2 separate regions of the Homo sapiens genome follow, and region 2 is linked to region 1. A link is an interaction called in ENCODE POLR2A ChIA-PET data of the cell type or tissue named here. Cell type or tissue: HepG2. All regions are shown on one strand. Region 1 overlaps PHKB (phosphorylase kinase regulatory subunit beta). Region 2 overlaps PHKB (phosphorylase kinase regulatory subunit beta).

The links. ChIA-PET counts read pairs that join two places held together with the same protein. Peaks named below come from ENCODE experiments on the same cell type or tissue, not always from the same donor. Only the 100,000 strongest peaks of a DNase experiment are listed, where the experiment ranks them.
Region 2: POLR2A ChIA-PET joins it to region 1 with 5 read pairs; 4 of 35 experiments call an interaction of 5 or more read pairs at or near these places.

Annotation. Positions count from the first base shown.
Region 1 is chr16:47,470,965-47,478,964 of GRCh38, reverse strand. The region is part of intron 1 of PHKB (phosphorylase kinase regulatory subunit beta); the gene reads right to left. Among named protein-coding and RNA genes, the nearest start is that of PHKB, 14 kb to the right of the region's middle. In HepG2, no CTCF peak of the experiment used is centred here; DNase peaks (open chromatin) are centred at 3,014 and 7,964.
Region 2 is chr16:47,576,406-47,584,405 of GRCh38, reverse strand. PHKB (phosphorylase kinase regulatory subunit beta) reads right to left here. Exons shown (of 31, transcript NM_000293.3): 8 at 4,048-4,111. Among named protein-coding and RNA genes, the nearest start is that of PHKB, 120 kb to the right of the region's middle. In HepG2, a CTCF peak has its summit at 3,113 (motif pointing right); a DNase peak (open chromatin) is centred at 3,095.

The DNA of each region.
Region 1 (8,000 bases):
GACTCTATTCAGGGATCTGATATTTTTAAAATACATTCATTATTTTGGTCTGTTTATTCTGGACAAGGTCATTTCTTTATGCTACTGTAATTCACCAGTGTGCCCAGAACACCATGCTTAGTGGGTGCTGTCAATATGCAACATGCCAGAATGAATATAAACACATAAATTTAATTTTAACCAAAGAGCTCAAAAAGGTTAAGAATAATATCATTATAGTATGATTATCAGCATCCTAATAAGAACTAACAATATCAGAGCATTTACCACACGCAAAGTACTGTTGAGAGCTATTTACATATGATTTCATTTAATCCTCACAATAACTCTCCTAATAATAATGGTACTATCATTATCATTCTAAAGATTTTTTTTTAAATGGGGTTTAGTAACTTAACCAAGGTCACACTGGTAGCAAGTGGAAGACCTAGGATTTAAACACTGAAATATGCTTTGTTTCTTTTTTTCAGGTAAAGCAAAAAAAAAAAAAAAAAAAAATTTCACAGCAATATATAACCTGCTTCCAAGGTAACATTTAAATCAGAAATACTGCTTTAATGACAATTTTCCCCAAAATATGAAGGGGTTTCTAAGCAATTCTGGTATTGGTCGCTGCACTCTGTCCATGTCAGCCATGTAAATGAACCATTTCAGCTGTCATGTTACTTGACGCATCTGTCCTTTACCTAGATTTCACTTCTTTCTATTTCCATTTCAATACCATATTAGTTGAAGACAACTGCAGTTCACAAGAATAAAAATAACTCTCATCTTGTAAATTAAATACATGATAATTGCTAGACTCTGCTTTAAAGAGGTCTAAGGTAAAAACATAGATTTTTTTCTCTAGTGCATTATTTAGCACTATGTTCAAGACTTTTCCAGAAATAGATGTTATATCACTTCTTATTCTGAAACTTACTCTAGATGGCAAGATTTAGGAAGCTTTTCTCTATTTTATTTAAAAGTATATAATTTTCTCTTTCTTTACCATATTCCTGAAATTTAAATGGTTAAGTTCAAATTCCTCGGTATCTTAGGTAAAGTTCACACTATGACACACAAGGCCTATTAAATAGCACTGACTCACCCTATGCATGAAGGAATAAACATGCTACTGGTGACTTACATTTGGATTACAATGTAGATGAATAATCTATGTGATTTCTTCCATTTTCTCTTCAGGGAAAGAAAAAATCAGTACACAGAGATAGCTCAAAGTTTGTATACAAGGGGTAAAAGCAGTCAGAGCCATGTAGTTTGGCCTTGGAGATGCTGTCCACAGTTTAATAGAAAAATCAAAAGTGCCCTCACCACGTCATAAAGCTATTATAAACCTAGGTCAGTATTTTGTTATATTTATTACATTTATTTTATGAGTCTGAATTTTGAAACTTTTCGGACTTGACCAGTAGAAGACTTTTTTTTACTATGAAAATATGTTCTTATTCAAAACCTGCAGGAAAATAAATAAACTGAATTTTATTCACCAAGTAAAAAGTTTAAATTATTAGACAACACATAGTGCTGGAAAGTTCATTCTGAACCAAAACTGTACTAATCTTCGAACATGATTAATTAATTCATTCAACTTGTATTATTATTCAACATTGAGTCCCCAGCACCAAGCCTTGTATCAGGGGCTATACAAAGCTGCAACAAATCTTGTCCATGACCTGAAGGATTTCATAGCCTAGTAAAGAAAAAAGATATATAATTATCTAATAGCAATGCAGTGACATCAGAGCCAAAAGAAGCCTGTATAAAATGTCATGGGAACCAGTAGAGCAATTAATTGAAACCTGAAATGCAGAGAAGGGAGTTGTCAGAAAATATGTAAAAACAAGAGATCACTAGAGCAGAATAAAAGATTATGGAGTGCACCAAGCTTACAGAGAAAGGCTATTTAATACAGAGGGAACTTCATGATAAAGGTGCAGAAGCCAGAAAGAGAGTGACCCTCCTGGGAACTGCCAGGTACATTAATAACATTGCAGCAGAGAATGTGAGGAAGACAGGAGGCTGGATAGGTATCCAGAAGTCTAACAGGGAGGATGCTGAACAGCAGATTCCAGGTTTGCATTTTATTCTTTAGAAACTGAAGAGCCACTGGGGCATCATATGATCCAAACTCTAGAAGATATATCTGTTGGCAGAGCAAATGACTGCTAGACAGGGAGTAAGCCCTAGGCATAAAAGTCTAGTTTGGGTCAAAACAATCATTCTAGGGCCTTGAATTAAGACAGTGACACCAGTAATGCATAAGGGAGGAAATATTCAAGAAATATTTAAATAGTAGAATTTAAAAAACTAAGAAGGACTTAAATTTGGTATAGGTCTTAGGTATAAGTATCAATATAATGAAAATGAGATACAGCAGAAGAAAGAGTGCACTGATAAATTCTAACTCTCAAATAGTTTATTTCTTCAAATTATAATAACTAAAACCTTACATCCTGATAGATCTTTTTATCCTTGAGGTCATTGAGCAAATGATTATTATCAAAGCTACAAGCCTATTAAGAATTGGGATAAAGTGGGTATAACAAACTAATTGAGCCTTACTGTGTATTTCCATGAAAAAAAGATAACCAAACAAGAGGATCTCTGAATGGGCACAGAAAGAAATTTATATAAAAAGATTCCACAAAACTAAAATAATTTCTGTTAGAAATACGTAAGTTAAGAAAACACGCTTTTATTTTAAAAACCTCTATATTAAAGATATTTATCATGAAAACTACCAGTGGACTACATAAAATCTGCTTAACACAAATGAAAGTTAAGGCCTTACACTTTAAAAATCAAGGCTCACTCATATAATCCCAGCACTTTGAGAGGCTGAGAAGAAAGGATTGCTTGAGGACAGGAGCTTGAGACCAGCTTGGGCAACATAGCAAGATCCTGTCCCTAAAACAAGAAAAAAAAAATTAGCTGGGCATGGTGGCACATGCCTGTAGTCCCAGTTACTCATGAGGCTGAGGCAAGAAGATCACTTGAGCCCAGAAGTTCAAGGCTGCAATGAGCTATGACTGCACGACTGCATTCCAGCCTGGGAGATCAAGGAAGATCCTGACTCTAAAAATAAAATAAACATGTTTATATAAGCCACAGTTAAAAGGGGCTCAATTTGAACAGGAAAACTGTCAAAGCAGGAAGAACATCAATAGAAATGATTAACACTCTCTATCAATGCTTACCGTAATACCAAATAAAGCTGCTTAATTAAGATTATTTTTTAAATAATTATTTTAAAAATACGACATATTTTTAAATGTTATTTGGAAGCATGGGAATTTGCTAAGAGAAATGTCACCAAATGGGGCATGGTTCTATTTCCTACATTTAGCAAAGCCTTATGATGCACAGTGTATTTTCTCTAGAGTTCCATCTGGGTTTCTCACTACAAATTTCCAGATGAAGTCCCCTAATCAAATCTATAGCATCAAGTTGGCCAAAGCCTAAGAGTGATGCCCACTTTGGAGTCATTTAGCCATAGAATGTTCCGTTACTCAAAACTTATTAAATGTATTGTTTTTGCTTAAGGACAGAGGAAATAATAAGGCTGCCTCTATTAGGACATCGAGATCTGTGGTCAAGTTCCCGAGATAGAAAAAGAAAGAAAAAGCATGCTAGAACTTGAGATGTCCCAACTTCCATCTTCAAAATATATCAGCAAACACTTATATCAAAACATTTAAAATCAAAGATCACAGTAAATTTAAAGGTTTAGTCTCTTGTCCTTAATTTTTGAAGTTAGACTTGCATGACTCCCATTTAGCTACAAAGATGGAAATTCATGACAAAACTTATTTAGCAGGCAGTGAAAAAAAGATGAGACTGAAATCATCCTAAATCAGAAGCCATTAAAAGTTTAGATGCGAATTATAAAAAGTTAACAATAAGCTGTCCTGTAAGCAGAAAACCCCATGAAAGAAATAGTCCAGGCGCAGTGGCACACACCTGTAATACCAGCACTCTGGGAGGCTGAGGCGGGAGGATCACCTGAAATCAGGAGTTCGAGACCAGCCTGGCCAAAATGGTGAAACCCTGCCTGTATTAAAAATACAAAATTGGCTGGGCATGGTGGCGCATGCCTGTAATCCCAGCTACTTGGGAGGCTGAGGCAGGAGAATCGCTTGAACCTGGGAGATGGAGGTTGCAGTGAGCTGAGATTGCATCATTGCACTCTAGCCTGAGCAACAAGAGCAAAACTCCATCTCAAAAAAAAAAAAACAAGAAAATAGTCCACTGACTGAAGTCACAACAAGCTAATTCTTTTTGACATATTGTTGATTTATAACTTATCAATCATCAGATATTTACAAGTGAGCCGACAAAGTTAATGCAACCAAAGTTAATATACAAAGTAAATGTACCACATTTTTTTTTAGTATACAGAAAATTATTTACTGGTTCAACTATTGGAGGAAGACAGAAATATAATAAAGAATACAAGTTAAGCACCTGATGAGTATATTTTCAAAACATACCAGGTAGCTAAAATATGTACGAAGAGGAACTATCCACAGCTCAACAGCCCAATCCCAGACTCTGTGTCTGTCCTTCCTAGTCTCCATCCACAGCTTTAGCAATAAGACTTGATCTATAATCCAAATAACAGCATAAGTGTTCATCTCTATGGCTGGTGCCTATTTCAGTCCTGAGCTACAAGACTTGAATCTTAAATTGCCAAAAAGGAGGGCCATGTAAACACTGTGAGGCTATTAATAACAAAGGGAGTAAAACAATAAACTTTAAAAGATTTTATATGACAAATGAAAAATCAATGATATATATTTTGAAAAAAGAGCATATATGACATATATCAGAACTTTAAAAGATTTTATATGACAAATGAAAAATCAATGATATATATTTTGAAAAAAGAGCATATATGACATATATCAGAACCTATAAAAATGACAAATTTCAATTATTACACAAGATTCTCGAATGTTGACCAAAGGGTACAAAGTTTCAGTTAGATAGGAGGCAAAAGCTTCAGTGACCTACTGTACAGAATGGTGGCTATAATCATAAAACGTTATATATTTCAAAATTGCTAGAAGAGTAGACTTTAAATGTTTTCATTACGAAAAAATAGTAAGTATGTGAGGGGCCAGATTTGTTAATTAGCCTGATTTAATTATCCAACACTGTAAGCATATACCAAAACATTATATTGTACCCTGTAAATATATACAATTACTATTTGTCAATTAAAAATAACTTTAAAAAAATTCTCATTAAGGCTGTTGGAAATCACTTAATGTTTAGGTACCACAACTGTTCATCTACACAAACCAACATCCTCAAGAAAATTTGTGAAATATGAACTGAAAGAGAAGAAAGCTATAAAACCAGTAAGTTAAACATAAAGAATAATTCTTTTTTAATGGACTAATAATCATGTGATTGTTGGTAAAATAAACTAATAAAGTCTATAAGAAAAAGGTAACAAATAATAAAATAAAAAACAGCAACAATTGTTTCATCTTTTAAAAACCATTTCTAATCAAGGCAACGAAGGCCTAATGTGAAAAAGAAAATGAGAACAAGTATGAATGTATTCAAAATACATCACAGAGGCCAGGTGCAGTGGCTCACGCCTATAATCTCAGCACTTTGGGAGGCAGAGTTGGGAGGAGTGCTTGAGACTGGGAGTTCCAGACCAGCCTGGGCAAAATAGTGAGGACTTGTCTCTACAATAAAAAAAAAAAAAAAAAAAAAAAAAAAAAAAAAATTAGCCAGGCATGGTAGTGCACACCTATAGGCCCAGCAGAAGGGAATGCTTGAGCACAGGAGACCGAGGCTGCAGTGAACTGTGACAGTGCCACTGTACTCCACTCCAGCCTGGGTGAGAGAGCAAGACCCTGTCTCAAAAACAAAAACAAACAAACAAACAAACAAAAAAAAAAACACAGATCCTAGAAGCTACAATGAACCATCAGAAAGCATCTTCAAGACTAAATATGTAATATATGCAGTTACAATTTTCTATTACTTGTTTTCTTTTTATTTATTTTTGAGACAGGGTCTCACTCTGTCACCCAGGCTGGAGTGCAGTGGTGCGACCTCACTGTAGCCTCAACCTTTCGGGCTCAAGCTGTCCCTCCTGCCACAACCTCCAACCAGCCATCCCAGGCACCACAACACCTGGCTAATTTTTGTTTTTTTTTTGAGATGGAGTCTCGCCCTGTCGCCCAGGCTGGAGTGCAGTGGCACGATCTCGGCTCACTGCAAGCTCCGCCTCCTGGGTTCACGCCATTCTCCTGCCCGGCCTCCCGAGTAGTTGGGATTACAGGTGCCCACCACCACGCCTCGCTAACTTTTTTGTATTTTTAGTAGAGACGAGGTTTCACTGTGTTAGCCAGAATGGTCTCGATCTCCTGATCTCGTGATCCGCCCGTCTCGGCCTCCCAAAGTGCTGCGATTACAGGCGTGAGCCACCGCACCCAGCCTAATTTTTGTATTTTTTGTAGAGATGGTTTCGTCATGTTGCACAGGCTAGTCTCAAATTGGGCTCAAGCAGCCCGCCTGCCTTGGCCTTTTGAAGTGCTAGGATTACAGGCATGAGCCACCGCAATGGGCAGTTGTTTTCTAATCAGGGATTTGAAAATAGATGTGTCCCAAAACCATAAAAGATATGTCTTAATTGCATATATTTTCTAAAAGTCCATTATCTGTTCAGAGGTAAATTAAATGTCTAAATGCATCCTTCTGCCTGAATCAAGCAAAGAATCAAGGACCTTGTGTAGCTTTGCAGACTATTCCTCAGAATAGAAGGGTCAATATGCCATTTTAAAATGTGAAAACAGAATAGCATCATGATATAAAACTAACTGTATCTAAGATTTTACTATATATACACACACATGTATTTCGCACATATACTTTTTATTTTTTGAGACGGAGTCTCTCTCTGTCACCCAGGCTGGAGTGCAGTGGTGCAATCTCAGCTCAATGCAAGACCCGCCTCCCGGGTTCACGCCATTCTCCTGCCTCAGCCTTGCGAGTAGCTGGGACTACAGGCGCCCGCCACCATACCCGGCTAATTTCTTTGTATTTTTAGTAGAGAGGGGGTTTCACCACGTTAGCCAGGGTGGTCTCGATCTCCTGACCTCGTGACACATATACATTTTATATTTGTATATATGCACCTTAATTAATTATGCATTAGAACCTACCTACCATTTATACCTCTGATTCAATAAACTCACTTTCTAAAGTTAGTTTATTCTCCGTTTAACAGGAAATGGGCCACAGGAATATTCTTCCAAAAGTGAGTTTACTGAGTCAGAGATATGTAGATTCTAATGCATAATCAAGGTGGCCACATCTTCTGAATCCAGAATGATGATATACTCAATATCTGTGCCTTCACAGCCATTCACTATCAAACATAGATTGAGTGGCCCTATGCACCCAGCATGGTGCCAGGTGTTAAACATAGAGCTATATGACACACAGCTTCGGCCATGAGGTTGCTCCCCGCCTTTTTGTCACCTTCCAGTCTATTTTTACATAACAGACAGAGAATCATCATAAAATACTAATCCAGCCTTACAACTCCACTGCTTCAAATTTTCACCTTCCCTTCCATTTATAATAAAATTCAAACATCTTCAAGGCTCCCAAGACCCTGCCCATCCCAGGCCTTCCTCTCACCCATTCCTGTCATTCACAATGCTTTACCCATAATGGCCTTTTCAGTACGCTTTAAATACCCAGCTCTATCTAGCCCCAGGATCCTCAGCCTAGAGTCCTCCTTACCCCAACTTCTCCACTGATTCCTATTTCTAGGAGTTAAATATCACTTCCAGAGAGGCTTTCCTTGAAGTCCCTACTTCAACCCTGCAGGAGACAGAGAGCTGATGAGTGGTGTTAAGTAACCACTTAAGGGTTAGTTCATTTTAGAAAAATCACCCAGGCAACAATAGTGTGCATTGACTAGGGTGATTGTACAAGGAGAGGTTATGGCTCTAGTAGCAAAGTTC
Region 2 (8,000 bases), 110 kb before region 1:
CCAGGAATCACAAAACTGTTGCTTACTATGACTATGACATTTGATGAAAATAAATTCTGATAGACTAAAATATTACTGTTTAAATATTATCAAACATTATTTAAATAATATTTAAATATATTTGTCATGAAATTTATACAGAATATATTTGAGATCATGATGAAATATGTGATTCCCATATTGAGGATTATATATGTTTCTAAATGTAGCTCTGCCCCAAATTGGCTTTTATTGTAAACAAATCATTATGGAAACTAGGCCTTTTTATCACATCTTATTCTCAGTGTCCCAAAGAAAAATAAATTTGGAAAATAGTTTCAGAAAAAGATTTAAAGTGTTTTTTTTTTCCTTGAATAATAAGTTATTATTGGAAAAAAAGGAGGAAGTATAGGAACGCATAATAATCATAACCAAAGCAAAAAACTTTACCACCCAACAACTGCCCGTAAAAATAAAATTAACATTTGTTTTATCTCATATGCTGAAGCCAGGGGCAAAAGGCAAGCCTTTCACACTATTTGTGAAATGGATACCTCTTTCAGAAGCTCAATAATTATTAAGCAAAAAACAGCTTAAGAGTTTTCAAAGAAAATGCACAGCTCCCAATTCTAAAAGTAGAAAGTGTCCAACAGCTGAAATTTCCCATACCAACAAATTGATCTTCTATTAATAGATTCATTATGGAGTGGCATTGGTTTTACTCCTGGTTTTGCCCCTGTGTGGTGTGATCTGAGAAACACTACCTCAATCTTCCGATCATTCATTTTGAGAGAGGGGCTCTACCATCTCTCTTGAGTTGCCACCAAGAAGGAATGTACTTTTTGAAAGTTCTAATTAATTTAGTTAAAGACACACGATCAGGTCTTCCAAAACCTTATACCAATGGCCTTTAGAAATAACAGTGAATATCAATATGATCTGAAATCCCTCAAGTCTTGAGGTGGTTTCTATGGATTTTCATTTGAATAAAAGCATTTCTTTATGTCAATTCTTTTCCCAGCAACTGACTTTTAATTAGATCACAGCTCTTTTAAGTATATACAATGACATTATAAAATGATTAAACACTAAAAAGATCACATGCACTTTTAAATGTGCCACTGTTTAGCAGGCACATTATTAATTTAACTGCTGTAGAGGTGGTAATAGTAACATTTTCAAAGTCATATTTCTGCAATTCTCCACATCAGAAAAAAGAGACGAAAGGGAATTTGTAAAACAAGGACACTGACACTACCTTGTAAAAATGGAAGATGAAGGGACTTTACTGGCAACATGTGATATTCTTGTGGCTAAAGAAATAAGACATGGCCCGGCGTGGTGGCTCATGGCTGTAATCCCAGCACTTTGGGAGGCCAAGGCGGGTGGATCACCTGAGGTAAGGAGTTCAAGACCAGCCTGGCCAACGTGGTGAAACCCCACCTCTATTAAAAATCCAAAAATTAGTCGGGTGTGGTGGCACATGCCTGTACTCCCAGCTACTCGGGAGGCTGAGGCAGGAGAATCGCTTGAACCCAGGAGGTGGAGATTGCAGTGAGCCGAGATCGTGCCACTGCACTCCAGCCTGGGTGACAAGAGCAAGAAGCTGTCTCAAAAAAGAAAGAAAGAAAGAAAGAAGACATTATCTGTCCATATTTCTATCTGAAACAATCAAGTAGTAGTCAATTCAGCAAATATTTGGTGCATAGCTCCACTGGAAATAGACGTGACCTGAACAAGGCCAAAAATTAACTCGGCTTAGAGCAGTTGTTCTCGCCCTTGATTGTATATTAGAATTCCTGAGAAGTTCCAAAAAATCTCAATGCCAAGGCCTCCCCCTACACCAATTAAATCAGAATCCCTGGAAGTAGAGCTCATATATGAGTATTTTTTTTAATTCCTCAAATGATTCCAATGCATAGTCAAGATTGAGAAACTGGCTGAGGAACAATATCAGCAATACAGTTATAACTCAGAATCCAAATGCAGAGTAAAGTAATTTAGCGATTTTAGAATTATAGCTGAGCAATTTATGAAAGCTTCCTGGGAAAAGTAGAGCACTGAAAGATGGGTAGAGTTAGGAAATGTAGCTTGTATGTATGTGTGTGAGTATACACACAATAGGAAGGGGTGCATACAGGTATGTAAGCAACATACACTAAGACTCAGGTACTTCAAAGGAGATGACACTATTGCAAAAAAGAGCTGGCTACTACCATGTAACAGCCAACCAAGAGACACTCAGCTCCATTCAGCTCAGTATTTGGTATGTCACAGAAGCCAGGTTAGCAAGACCTGTACCTTTCCAGACTGCTGTTAACATCAGCTCTGGTTTAATCCATGCCTCCTCTCAGTCTCCTTGATATATGCTCTAGAAAGCTTTCAGTTCTTTCTCATTTCCCTTCCTTTGTATTACTATTACTTCATAAATAATAGCAACAAGAGTCGGCCGCGCATAGTGGCTCATGCCTGTGATCCCAGCACTTTGGGAGGCCGAGATGGGTGGATCACCTGAGGTCAGGAGTTCGAGACCAGCCTGGCCAACATGGTGAAACCCCGTCTCAACTAAAAATACAAAAATTAGCCGGGCGTGGTGGCAGCCGCCTGTAATCCCAGCTACTCGGGGGTCCGAGGCAGAAGAACTGCTTGAACCCGGGAGGCGGAGGTCGCAGTGAGCCGAGATCGCGCCATCGCACTCCAGCCTGGGAGACAAGAGCGAGACTTTGTCTCAAAAAACAAAAATAAAAAAAACAATAGCAACAAGAGATGGCATTTATTAAAAGTTTAATCTCTGCAAAGCACTATGCTAACTAACTTTTATTTGCATGAAAACCTCCTGAGTTAGGTCCTATTATCATTATCTTTATTTTTTTAGACGAGGAAGCTGAGGCTTAGTTAAATAGCCATACTCACTGGTGGAATTGAGTACAGAGCATGCAGTGATCCTGTCTCCTGACCCCTAATATAATGCCATTCTTTAAAGTCATTTTATCCTCCTACTCCTGTCTGTCTATCTATTCATCCATCCATCCATCCATCCAGGAATATGAAAATGGGTGATCCAGAGTGTGTGGTAATTCCTCATGACCTTCATATAGACAGAGCCCATCCATCCTCTAGAGGGAGTTGGGATGAGAAGAGTGCTTGTGTACGTAAGAAGGAGAAGAGAGGTGGCTGCATTAATATACTACAATTAAAAACATTCTTAAATTCAAGACTTGAGTAGATAGTATTATAATTGCCATAACAAAAACCATGTCGTTTTTTTTGCACAACTGTGTAACCTCCTAAAATGTTTCTTTACTGACTTAGCATTTCAGTAGCTTAGGATTAATTTTATTCTCAGTTAGAAACTTCACTTTACTTCACCATCTTAGGAATCTTTATAAAAACTGCTAAAGAAAATTGGCCTACTTCTTGATCCAGAGTAGTAACCTCTATTCCTACATTTTATTCCTTTCCACTGACAACTCAATCCATGGTCACTTGATTAGATTCTTTCAGTATAAAAACTGGTTAAAGATCTAATGAAAATTTAAGACGACCTTCAGGGTTTTTTTTTCATCCCCAGAGAAAATGAGATTTTAGACATTTGATTATAGCCAGTTGAAGGTGAAGCTAGGATCAAAACTCCCAATTATCTGGCTAAACACATCACACAAATTCTCTTCTACATGAGATATACATTGAAATACATTACATTGAAACCAACATGAAAACTGACATAAAAATATATATATACAATGCCAAATACATTAAAAAATGTGAAACCTTCTACAAAATGAGTAATAGATTTGAGGGAAAAGTCACTGAACCAAGGAAATCAGAATTCTTTATCAAAAAAAATTTTCTTTTTTTTTTTTTTTTTAAAGAAATTAAGCAATGGTCTTTAGTTAGAAAACTAAAATTTAACTGGCAAATCATTTTCAAAGGAAAAGTTCAAGCATGAGCTTCTACATAAATTTTGGACATTCTCTGATTATAAGGAAATGACTTTGTTAATGAATAGCCAAATTAATTAAATGTGCAATTCAAATAATCAAAGATTCTGGGGGTCTTATTTTTTACCTGGTTGCCAAAAAGGTTGAATCCATTAATTGCTTCTAGAGCTGCTTTTGCTAAACCAACCGAGCTAAAAGAGAAAAGGAAATGCTTTATTACTCTAATGTATGTGGCTACAAAATCAGAACCATTATCTGATGAATATTCACGAGCAAATTTCTTTATTAACATTTATAACAACTTCTGTAAGAAGAATAATGTCTAAGAGACCTCATTCTGACATTTCACTATTTTAATTTTTCTTTTTTATAGTTAGTGATCACCTGGGAAAAATATTTCTAGGTTCACCTTGATCTAAACTAATGGTCATACTATTGATGGGAGTAGTTTTAATTCCAGAATCATTTTTATTCACTAACTCAAGAAAAAAAGACGAACTTTAGAGGAAGGTATATTATGATGATAAGTGCAGTAATTAGCAGGAAATCATTAGTTCAGATCAATGTAATGGAGCTTTTCTGACATCAAATCTGAGTCTTAAGAAAGATCTTGCATATCATACAACTATCAGAGTGTGGCTTAAAGTATCCTTCAAACACTCTTGCCTAACATCCAAAAAATAGGCATTATTTTATGCTCACAGAACAACTGATCACCTTATCTCTTATTTTTTGCTATATTCTTCCCTTTATAATAAAATGAATACTATTTCCCTTAGTGTCCTACTCTTTTGGCCTCTCAAATGCCATATACTATAGTGCTGGAAAATGGGAAGACCCATTTCATTAAAAATATGATATCATCTTTTAAGTATCTACCTTTAAATATTTTATATCTAATACTCAGTTTAATTATTACAAATTTTTATTTGTTTTACTCAAAGCAAGTGTATTTGCCATTAATATCATTTAAAGCTAATGATCTGTCATCTATTCAGCATTTCTCTGAAACAGATTATCAAACTATGGTCCCCAGAGCAGCACCTTCAGTATTACCTGGGAACTTGTTAGAAATGCTAGTTCCCATTTCTTCTTGGGAGTAGGGCTCCATAATCAGTGTTAAAAAGCCTTCCAGGTGTTTGAATGCACTTTAAGTTTGAGAGCTACTGTTCTAAGCTATTCATGTCATCATCATCTACATCCTATAAGTTGTTTCATAACCTGTTTTTAAGAAATCATCACTTTTATTGCAGGACAATAAATAGGTCAGACACTTATTTTAAAGATACATGGATGGGAAGATGGAGTAGACATAATTTTCCCTAGTCTTCTCACTAAGTACAACCAAGAAGCTTGGACATTACATATAAAACAAACACAAAAAGACTTAGAAACATGGGTAGAAGGCAGTCTAGCTATGAACTTCAGGACTCTATGAACGACACTATGGTAACTGCCCTGGGTTTCCTTTTTGCCTTATTTATACCAGTCTTAAAGTCAAAGGAGCCAACCACTGAGAAATGCCAGCACATGCATACAAAAAATCCCCAACAAAAGCCTGTCTCTCTAGCCAAAGGACAGGAGAAGAGCAGCCTAGCAAAAATAAAACTTTTAGACAATAACCACTCAGAAAAAACTTTACCCTACCCCCATCCATTCCAGCAAAGGCTGAGTAGAAACCGAGACTTCTACATTCCTGAGTCTATCATGAGGCACAATGCTCAACTCCCAACTCTCTTAGTCATGGTGGTGTCAGAAAACTACAAGGAAGAAGTCAACACTTTCATTTCCAATAGGTGATAAGAAACCATTTCATCACCAATCAAGAGGTCACACCTTTTCTCCTGCCCTATAAATGGAGGCCAAATGAGAACCAGTAATGAAGCACTCCTATATTTCCCAGCAAGGAGGTATTAGTGGAGGCCTACTGGGGACCTGGATGTCAACAAAAATAATGGCCTTATATTCCTACCTGGCAGTAATGAGGTGATGTGCCCTCACCCCTTCTTCTACCAGAGTGGTATAAGAAAATACAGCTAAAACAGAAAGTTAAAATAAGATCTAGGGTCTTATACTATTATGCCCAAAATACCTATACGTCAATCAAAAAACACTCCTCATACCTGGAAACTGAAAGATCTCAAACCAAATGAAAAAAATACAATCAATGGATGCTAACGTTGAGAAGAAAGAGTTGTTAGAATTATCTGACAAAGATTTTAAAGCAGCCATGATAAAAGTGCTTCAATAAGCAATTACGAACATGCTTGAAACAAATCAAAAAACCAGAAATCCTTAAGTAAGAAACAGAAAGTATCAGCAAAGTTTTTAAAATTGAGAAATATAATAGTGTAAATAAAAAGTTCAGTAGATAGGCTCAACAGCAGAATGATGAGGACAGAGGAAAGAATAAACAAACTGGAAGACAGAACAACAGAAATTATCCAATTTGATCAAAACAAAGAAAATAGAATGGAAAAAAATGATCAGCGCCTCAGGGATTTGTGGGATCATAACAAAGTATCTAACATTCATGTCACCTGAGTTCCTAAAGGAGAGAGACAGAGGGCAAAGCAGAAAATTCCCACTTAGCAAGAGCCATAAACCTACAGATTCAAGAAGCTGAGTGAAACACAAACAGAATAAATTTTAAAATGTCCATGCTAAGACACATCGTAACTTCTGAAAATTAAAGACAAAGAAAAAAATCTTGACAGTAGCCAGAGATAACACATTACCTATAGGGGAAAAATAATTAGAATGACAACGGATTGTTTATTAGAAACCATGAAGGCTAGGATGTGGCACAAGAGTTTCCAGTGATTGAAAGAAAAAAACTACCCACTCAGAAAGTTATACCAGTAAATACATCACTTAGCAATCAGGAAGAAACCAAGACAATCTCAGATGAAGGAAAATAAGAGATTCTATCACCAGCAGACCTACCCTGAAAGAATGGATAAACTCCATTCTCTAAACAGAAAGGTAATTTTTTAAAAAGAGGAAAAAACATATATCAGAACACCAAAAAGAAACAAAAAACATGGTAAGCATAAATATGGGTAAATACAATACATGTTTCTTCTCCTCTTGAATTTTGACAGTTGAAGCAAAAATTATAACACTGTCTGATATGATTCTAAATGTGTATGGAGGAAATATTTAAGATAACTATTATAAATTCAGAATGGTAATAAGACATAAATGAAAGTAAGTTTTCTATACTTCATTTGAACTAATAAAATGATGACATCACTACACTGAAGTGTTACCTACAGCAATCACTAAAAAGTTATACAAAATGATACAATCAAAACCACTATTGATAAATCAAAAAGAGATTTTAAAAAAATCTTTAAGTACCCACAGGAAGGTAGGAAAAATAAAACAGAAAGATGAAAAATAGAATAAACAAACAAAAAAATCAATAAAATGGCATCAGCTAAGTTAAGAAAAGGTGGAAAACAGTTAAAAATAACATTAAAAAAGACAAATAAAAAAGAAAATGGCAGACTGAAGCCCAAACATATGAGAAATTAATTAAATTTAAAAGCATGAAATACACCAATTGAAAGAAAGAGATTTGCAGAGTTAAAATATGGCTCACCTATGTATTGTCTATAAAAAAGTCCCCTCAAATATAACAATATAGACATGCTTAAAGTTAAAGGATGGAAAAAGATATATCACACAATCAAAATAATGCAGGAGTGACTATATTAATAATAGATAAAGGAGACTTTAGAGCAAAGAAAATTATCAGAGACAGAGAAGGATATTATAATACATAATGAAAAAGATCAATCCACGAAGAAGACATAGCAATCCTAAATGTGTATGCGCCAGAGTTGCAAAATGTGTGAAATAAAACTGACAGAACTGAAAGAATAGACAAAACCACAGTTATAGTTGGATACTTGCACACTTTTCTCCTTTTCTCTCAACAATTGGTAGAACAACTAGACAGAAAACCAGCAAGGATACAGAGGAACTAAATGAGCATTGACATTCAAAATCCTTAAAAACACATTTGCAAACAATATTCAGCAATATGTAAGCTGAATTATCACCATGACTAAG